Linked DNA regions of Homo sapiens: region 1 is linked to region 2. A link is a loop called in an ENCODE intact Hi-C map of the cell type or tissue named here. Cell type or tissue: CD4-positive, alpha-beta T cell. All regions are shown on one strand. Links, peaks and the distances in the headings refer to the core of each region. The heading gives the core; the rest is flanking DNA. Region 1 overlaps COPS8-DT (COPS8 divergent transcript). Region 2 overlaps DRC11 (dynein regulatory complex subunit 11).

Region 1 (4,385 bases), core at 225-4,224, 670 kb after region 2:
GTGGGTTAGTATAGGGGGGAGAATGTGACCTGATTCTCAAGCCAACCAACATAATCTGCTAGGTAGTTTCATGTGGGGTGTAAGAAGTAGAGAGGAATGAACGTTCGCTCCAAACTTAAGCAATTGGAAGAATTCACTGAAATTGGAGACAGATGTGAAGAACAGGTTTGGTGGAAACATCAGAAGTCTGATTCAAACATGGTGAGCTTCAGATGCCCACTGAATGTCCGAGAGCAGCAGATGTCAAGGAGAAGCTCAGGTGCACCAGTCTGGAATTCAAGGGGAAGGCCAGGGCCAGCGAGTATATTTGCCAGTGGTCAGGATATAGATGATATCTAAAGCCAGGAAACAGCATGAGGTCCCGTAGGGGTGAGTGAGGACAGAAAAGAGAGGGGCTCAGAGGACTGAGCCCTGATGACTCCAACGATGACCAAGGATTACCTTGACTTTCAAGGTCAGAGAGATGAGGAGGAGCCTCAGCTGTGCTTGGGGGTGGGGTCAGCTGTGGGTACGGGCTGCCCAATCTGAGGAAGGTGGAGAGCATTTCAGGGAAAAAAGAGAGAGGCTCCAGCTGGATCTGAAGCTGATGGGGAGGTAGAGTATGACGAGGGCCAAAATCCTCCTTTAGATTTGGTGACTGGGATGCCAGTGATTATCTTAGTCAGAATACCTTCAGGGTGTGGCAGAATCAAAGCTAGGCTGTGGCTTCTGAGATTTCAGGGGCTTTTGGAGGAGGAGGAAATGGAGGTGGTGAACTTGGACAAACATTTAAGAATGTTTGCTACAAAAATTACAATGATGATGATGGTCGCTCACTAATATCCATCATCTATTCTAAACACTTTACATGCATTGAATCAATGGAAAGCAGCACAAAGAGATAAGGTGGTTTCCTGACACTAAACCGGGTCCCAGAAAGGTGTGTGCCTTTGGCTGTGGTGTGTGTGCAAATACCTGAAACCACAGAGCAGGTGGACAGGCTGAAGGGAAGGAGGCAGTGACAGAAGAAGCAACAGACACCGGGAGGAGGGGATGACTGGGAGCCCCAGAGCCTGGATCTATTGGATGGAATTCAGAGCCAGACAGAGGGACTCACCTGAGTGAAGAAGGAGATGCACGCTCTGTTCCCAAAGGAAGAAGGGAAGAGTGGCGAGAGAAATTTCATTAACTTACTAAGAAGGAGGCCAGGAGGCCAGGTCATTTGGAGGAGAGAGATGAACAGGGTATGGGAGATACTGAGCAGCCGCAGATGGCCTCATTGGGAATGGAGACCAGGTGGGCTGTGTCTACCAGAAGTGCCGAGCGGCCCGAGAGCAGGGGGCCCAGGAATGGATGAGCAGAGTATCGGTGCCGAGAAGTCACCAGAGGAAAAAGAAACTGAAGGGAGGAACATGAAAGAGGATGGAGTGACGGCCCACAGGATCGGGCTTGGCAAGGACAGAGTTAACCCTGGTGGGAAACATGGAGTTGGGGAGGGCAAGGAAGGGAGGAAGGATCTGAGGGAGCTCATGGGGGAGTGCAGTGTGTCCAGGGACAAGAAGGAGGCATGGGAAGCCCAGGGTGCATTCATTTCAGGGGTATTTGCTGAGAGGCCGCTGTGCACCGTGCACTCCCTCGGAGCCCTGGGCACATTAGGAGGTGGCATTTAGAGTGGCCTAGGGGGCAAGAGCCGGAGTCACAGAGTAGATGAGACTGCCCAGGAGACCATGAGTTAAGAGACAGGAGACTCAAGGGTAGAACTTCAGGGGAAATGTCTCTTCCATGAAAGGGGTGAACAGGAGAAGTTGTGCCAGAGCCCTAGGGAAGGAGGAAAGCTCCCGACCCCCAACCTCTACCCTACCTGCCATCTGCCCACTTCCATGAGCTCCATGAGTGAGCCCTGAAACACAGGGGAGGAGAGAGGTTACAGGGTAAGGGGACTGCATCTGACCACCTGACTGAGGAACAGTCTTCCTCTACAGGAAAGTCATTCTCCCCTTCTGAAGGTGCGGCTTAGAGACGGGAGGACACTTAGGAAGCAGTGAGAAATTGGATATGCAGCCACCAAGCCAGGGCAGCTGAGTCCACCTGGTGGCCGGTGGGTGACATGAAGGCAGTACTATCATCTCAAGTGATTTCAAGATAGGTTGCAGCAAAGTTATCAAAGATGGTCAGTATTAATGACGGCCATGGAAGCTCCGATTTGTGTAGACTGGATCTTTTACTAAGTCCTTTCAACATCCTTCACCTCATTTGATTTTCACCATAGCCATGTGAGACTTGACCTCTCAAAGATGGGAAAGTTGAGGCCAAAAGAAGATTTAACGAACTCGCCCAAAGACACACAGCTGGAATGAAAGTTATTTGAAAGTGACCCTTTGCAATGGGAGCCTGAAGATTGTTTAATTTATTGTGCACGGTCCTCTTTTTTTATGCTATGTGAAATGTCAAGAATAATTTCCTTGTAATCAACAATGTTCATTTCTTTGTTTCTTTCCCTTTTACTGCCTTTTCAGAAACTCTGCTGATGTCTTTTGGAAGCGTCTATTCCAATGAGTCTTTTCCAGCTTTCCATTATTGGTGAGGTGTGAGGGAACTAGTCACTCCCCAAAGATTACCAGAAAAGTTCATTTTCTAGTTGAGTTGGGAGGTGCACCTCAACCAGGAACATGGAGACTTCCTGCTGGTTTCACATGGAGGCCTCCCGCCTTCTCGTTTATGCCAGTGGGGCAGTTATTGAGTTGGGTAAAGATGCTCTTACTGGTCATACAGGGTATGTTGAAGAAATGAAAATACAACTTAGATAAGCATTCAGTTCATTTCAACCAATATTTTCTAGGTGCCTAGAATGGGAGCTGTTTGGACAAAATGGTGCATGGGGATTTAACATTCCCAAGGTCAAACAAGGCCCGGGTCTCTGGGTAGCAGTCCAGGGACAACCAGCACCACCACAGATGGCTTCCCAGGCAGAGGGGAGCAGCCTTGCACAGATACAATAGTTATGTGCTTTTAGGGACACACACTCCTTAAAAACTGAAGTATGGAATCTCCAGGAAAATGTACATGCATGAAAACTTCTACATATAATTTGTGGAGTTTTATGACAGTCAGTATTCCCTGTACCTCAGACTAAGAAGCCCTTAAGAACCTGGCTCTTTTTTTTTTTTTTTTGAGATGGAGTCTCACTCTGTTGCCCAGGATGGAGTGCAGTCACATGATCTTGGCTCACTGCAACTCCTGCCTCCTGGGTTCAAGTGATTTTCCTGCCTTAGCCTCTTGAGTAGCTGGGATTATAGGTGTGCACCACCACATCTGGCTAATTTGTGTATTTTTGGTAGAGATGGGGTTTCACTGTGTTGGCCAGGCTGGTCTTGAACTCCTGGCCTCAAGTGATCTGCCCACTTCTGCATCCCAAACTGCTGGGATTATAGGCGTGAGCCGCCGTGCCTGGCCGAAACCCTGATCTTCTGAACAGACTCAAGGACAAAGCAGATACGTGGCAAATTTCAGCTGTATATCACAGAGTTCTACGCCCGTTTCTGCAGCCTTTGAAGGAAGGCCATGGCGACGCCTTGTAACATCGGTCTCACCCCCACTTCACCCCACCCCACTCCTTTCCCTGAAGTAAACCCTCCTCCCTGTCCAAGCCAAGCTCCAGCGCTCACCCATCCTCTGGGCCCTCATGGCATTTTGTTGACACTCCGGTTAAAGCCTTGCTTCCTTGTCTACCTGGGTCTCTCCCCTAGGAAAATGTGAGTCCCTCGACAGCATAGGAACAACACCTTGTCCCTTGCACTTCCCACTGCCTGGCAGCCCAGAGATGCTTAGTAAATACCACTTGTGCCAATGGATGCTTAAATGGCTCAGGCACCAATTTTGATTGTTTCGTAATTCTCCAATGTGATTAAAAGTCATTTGCTGCTTCAAAACTCAGAGCAAAAGTTATTTTACAAAGGCCTGTTAAAATGACACAGTGGTGCATGGTCTAATGAGTCCTTGCACCCCAATGTGAAGCACCCCAATGCTCTGAAAGCTTGCTAAAGCTCTTCTTCTGAAAGCCAACTGTGTCCGCTTCTCATGGTAAAGTTTTACAGTAGACTTTGGCATAAGGTAATTCCATCCTACGGGACCCGAGCCAAGATGTAAGCCCCTGGTTTAAGGTTATATCTCCTTTGTGCACTTAAAAATGTGTTAAGAGAATAGATCACATGCTTAGTGCTCTTAACACAGTAAAAAATGGGGAGACACAAAGAAATTTGTGGAGGCAATAGGTACATTTATTATCTTGATTGTGGTGATGGTCTCAATGGATATGAACATATCAAACTCCTCGAACTGTGTACATTAAATAAGTGCAGGTTTGTATATTAATTTTAAAAACAGCTCAATAAAGCTGTTTTTTAAAC
Region 2 (4,385 bases), core at 289-4,288:
CTGGTGACCATGTTCAGGTCTGGCCAGAAAGAAGATGGGCATGGAAACTGGGGCAGTGTCAAGCGGAAGCTACTTCGTCCAGGAGGGATGAAAGGGACAGAGGCTGCTTCTCTTGGAGAAAAGAAGACTTGAGGCTGGTAAGTTTGCTGTTTTCAAACGTGTGAAGGACTGCCATGGGGAAGAAAGGCAGGTTTTGCTATGTTTGGCCCTGAACGTAGAATGAAGGCTGTTCTTTCATTTCTTCCTTTATAAGACATTTACAGAAGAGCTTGGTATGCCAGGCACTGTGCTAGGTGCCAGGGTCACAAAGAGTAATAATGCAGGGTCCCTGACCTCCAGGAGCCCACCTGTGGTAAGGGAGAGCAGACCTGAGGTTGAGGGTGCTCCAAGGAAATCAGGGTGTCAGTGAGGGGCACCAATGACAGAAAGTGGGAGAAGTGGGCGGGTGGGGGGAACCAGGAACGGAGACCGCAGACAGTGGTTAAAGCAGACAGGTCTTCCGAGATCTCCAGAAGATCAGATGGTCTGGAGAGGGGGAAGCACCCTTCCTGGGCCAGGAGCCAGGGCACAGGGTGAGGTATCCTCACCTGGGGCACATGGGGAGCACCTGGCACTTCTGGAAGGGGTCAGAAAAGTGCACGGCCATGCTACAGAGGTTGCTTGTATCCTGGAGGCTGTGGAAGTCCTGGAAAGGACTTTAATCAAGAATTTTGATCCTTTTTATGTTACAGAAAAATCCCTCTTGGGAGTGTGTAGAGGAGGATGTGGTGGGAGCTGTGCTGGCCTTGGGGAGCAGGCAGGTGTGGGCGGTGGGCACAGTGAGGACAAGGCCCAGGCAGGGAGGTGCTGCGGGGCTGCTGTGGGGAGAAGATGAGAGCCCGCAGCGGGGGATAGGCAGGGCAGGATGGGGAGGGCAGGACTGGCCAGCCTCAATGACAGTGGGTTGTGGGTTGCAGGAGGGGTCTCGATGCTAGATGCCCAGTGGATGGTAATGAGGGGGTCAGTGCCAGCTGCCATGAGCCCCTGGGCAGCAGGGCAGGCAGGGAGGGCTGCTGGGGCCAGAGAAGAGGAGAGAGGCAAGGGCAGAAAGGGCCTCCGAGGCCACAGCAATGGCAGTGGACGCCTCAAGAATGGATGGAAGGAATTCTCGAGTAAAGGGGGACAGTAGATGAGGCCGGGAGAGGGTGACAGAGAGCCCGGGGCCACACAGGGAAGACGATGATAGAGGAGGAGGTCCGGGCTGCCAAGGGGCAGCAGCCGTGGATAGAAGGGATGGGTCTGGAGCGATAGCTAGCCTCGAAGCCAGGGGGCCAATGAGCAGGAGGGGGGCGGCCAGCGGTGGCCTGTGCTGGCCAGAGAGTTTGGTAATGAGGAGGTCACTGGTGGCCTTGGCGGGGAGTGGAGGGAACAGAGCCAGGTGACAGGGAGAGCTCCTTCACAAAGACGGGCAGACAGTAAGCCTGGGGAGGACGTGGCGCATGGGGTAGTCAGTGCCCAGGAAATGTCTGGGGATAGCGTGGGCTAGGGACAGAAGGCAGGAGGATGGGCTGGGAGGAGAAGGGCTCATCTTCCTTGCACCACAGACACTGGGGGATAGGGTGGCTGCTGCTGCAGGAAGTGTGCAGGCCAGACAAGAAATGTTGGCAGGCGCATCTGCTGGGAATAAAATCTGCCCTTAGAGTTTGTGGAAAAGCAGTGTTCTTTAGTAAAAATCTCAGAATATACTGAATGGCATAAACAACACCTCTTCTCCCTCCACCTAGAATCAACCGTTGAACACTTCCTGTCCTTACAGATCCTTTACGAAAATGGGATCTTGTTCAACACATACTGCTTTACGGGCTGCCTTGTTCATGTCATATGAAAGTTATTTCTCCGTTATCATTTTAACAGGAAGCACCAGCATTACGGTTCTAATTAATCCCCTGGTTTTGAATGTATAGATGGTTTCCATCTTTTACTACCCCAAATAGTACTTATTTAGGGCACCTGGCTGAGAATTTCCTTAGAATGACTGCCAGGAGAGGCTTCCAGGTGGAGGGGCCTGGACATTCTGTGCGTGTCGTTTTTATGCGTACTGTCACACTGCCCCCCCAGGGGTTCCATCTGTTTACACTCTCCCCAGGAATAAATGAGGGCTCTGGCTCTCTACACTCTTCTCCTCGACAAGTATTAATAGTAAAAAACTCTCTGCCAATTTGCTAATGAAAAATGGTATCCTTTGCTTTTCTAATTTTCATTTAGCTATGAAAAGGCTTCATTTAAATTACCCACAGATAGTTTGAGGTCACGGACAATTACATTAATTAATTCGTAATTGAACTTTCCAGAGTTCTGTCGGGTAGTTCACGTCACCTGCCAGTAGAGGGCTCTTCGCTACTATCAAATATCACTAGAGGGTTTTTGTTGTGTGTCAATTATGAAATAAAGACAAATTTCCACCGTGTGCCTTTTCAAATTCTAGGAAGTTCTAGCAAACAACTAAAGACGTCTCTATCCACATGCATTTTATGGGCTTGATCTTTTGTATTTTCCAAAGAAACACTGTCAAACATTCACCATCAGAATTAGATTCTCAGGGGATAATGGCTCAATTAAAACCTGTTTGTGTTTCGGCATGCATGGGTTATGAAGATGCTCTGCCCAGATGACCCCTGGACGTTTTGGAGGTTCTCTCTGAAAGGATCCTATTTTGCTTGCCAAGGAGAACTGCAGGAAAAAAAACAGCTACTATTTTTTTCAGCTGATGTGTCTCGGCTGAAACTCATTCATTCATTCATTCATCCCACACATATTTACGGAGCATCTGAGAGCTCTGTGGTGGGAAGCAGGGGTGTCTGGGAGTTGGGAGACACGGTCCCTGCCTGTGGAGGGTGCAGCTGCCTGTGTCTGAATGGGTGTCGCTGAGTGAGGTGCTGCGGGGTTAGGGGTTAGGGAGGGTGCAGGGGCGTAAGGCTTATTTGCAGGGGGAGGGGGCTCACTTTCCCATACTGTGGTCACTTGGATTCTGTTTAAATACTTCATATGACATTTTGGCCTGCATTTCCACTATTTAAAAATTACATTTTAAGTTTCTATTTCCTTGTAATACCTTTTATGTACTTGCGGAGGTTACTTCAAGTCCTCACTGCAATTAGCTGGATATAAACCATAGATGATCATCAAAAGAAGGGCAGAGGTATACTAGAATGAGAAGCCTGGCTGGGCTGGTAAACTGAGGCAAAGCAAAGAACTAGAGAGGAGCTGGGATGCAGGGGCTCACAGGAAAGACTGGGCACAGTAACTAGGAGGGGACATGCGTGTATGTCTGTGGTCAATGTGTGTGTGTGTCAATGTATGTGTGTGCATGTGCGTATGTTAGTATGAGGTATGTTAGTGTGCACATGTGTGCGTGTGTGTGTATGAGTTTATGTTAGTGTGTACATGTGTGCATGTGTGTGCATGTGTGTGAGTGTATTAGTGTGCATGTGTGTGTGTGGGGGGCAGGTTGGTGCTAGTAACAGGAACATGTTGATGCAATTAGTGCTTATCCAGACTGTGTTCAATGGGAAGGTGTTGGATGGTGGGGGGCGTCAGGCTTACAAACCACCTGAACTTAACTCTTGAAGCCCCGTCTCCTCCCCAGCCCACTGCCCACCACACTATGGCCAATGAATTCTCGCCAGGTGGAATGGACTCTAGCCAGCTTGGAGAAGCCTGTGTGCAAAGCCATTCTCAACTTCCCAAGGTACCTCCATCGCCCCCACCCCGAGTGTTTCTGGGTTGCCTAAACATTTTGAATGCTCGTGGCATCAAACCCTGGTCCCGCCTTGTCCCCACTGCCTGATACACAACACCTGCGGATGCCACTCTGTGTTTTTGGTGATTGACAGCCTGCAGAGTGTGTTTCCACACCTGACTGACACACAGTGCCCGGGGCCTCCACAGCCTGATGCCCTCCCTGTGTGGGGTGCTCCCTGTCGTCACTGGACAGGTGGAGTGGGACATGTATCCCGGGTCCTGGAGAAGCCTGGCTCTCTTGTTGCCTTCCTCCTGGGAGTCCCCTTCCCACGGCAGCCTCTGACACAGCTGGACCCGGCTACATGGCCCACCCTGGTCTAGGGGCCTTTCTTTTGTGTTCTTTTTTCTCCTTCTTTCTTTGCAGGTGCATGTGTCTGAATTCCGAGAAGTTTCCTATGTGTCGGGGTCTAGGCTCCCTCCCCACCCTGGGCCCCTCCCGGGTGTCTGGTTTGACGTGGCCTCCCAGGACTGACACCGATGTTCCAGGCAGGGGAAACAATGGCAGAGGCCTCGTTGGCCGTACAGACGCCGGCATCCCCACCCACAGTGGGTTTTGATGGACTCTGGGCGCTAGTGAGGTGTCTGTCTGTGTTCCTCACTGTAGC

What was found. A loop is a pair of places that touch in the nucleus more often than their neighbours do. Peaks named below come from ENCODE experiments on the same cell type or tissue, not always from the same donor. Only the 100,000 strongest peaks of a DNase experiment are listed, where the experiment ranks them.
Region 1: a loop joins it to region 2, with 21 times the contacts of the local background. A loop is called at or near these places in 59 of 110 quality-filtered maps.

What each region holds. Positions count from the first base shown.
Region 1 is chr2:237,025,556-237,029,940 of GRCh38, forward strand. The region is part of intron 1 of COPS8-DT (COPS8 divergent transcript); the gene reads right to left. Among named protein-coding and RNA genes, the nearest start is that of COPS8-DT, 58 kb to the right of the region's middle. In CD4-positive, alpha-beta T cell, for the core only: CTCF peaks have their summits at 2,078 (motif pointing left) and 2,278; a DNase peak (open chromatin) is centred at 2,056.
Region 2 is chr2:236,350,876-236,355,260 of GRCh38, forward strand. All of the region lies in intron 15 of DRC11 (dynein regulatory complex subunit 11), which reads right to left. It overlaps LOC105373945 (a long non-coding RNA gene), which reads left to right. Exons shown (of 5, transcript XR_007088138.1): 2 at 1-137; 3 at 3,626-4,385. Among named protein-coding and RNA genes, the nearest start is that of IQCA1-AS1, 38 kb to the right of the region's middle. RefSeq lists enhancers at 805-1,306, 1,307-1,806. In CD4-positive, alpha-beta T cell, for the core only: CTCF peaks have their summits at 2,366 (motif pointing right) and 2,569; a DNase peak (open chromatin) is centred at 2,376; H3K27me3 peaks cover 518 bases.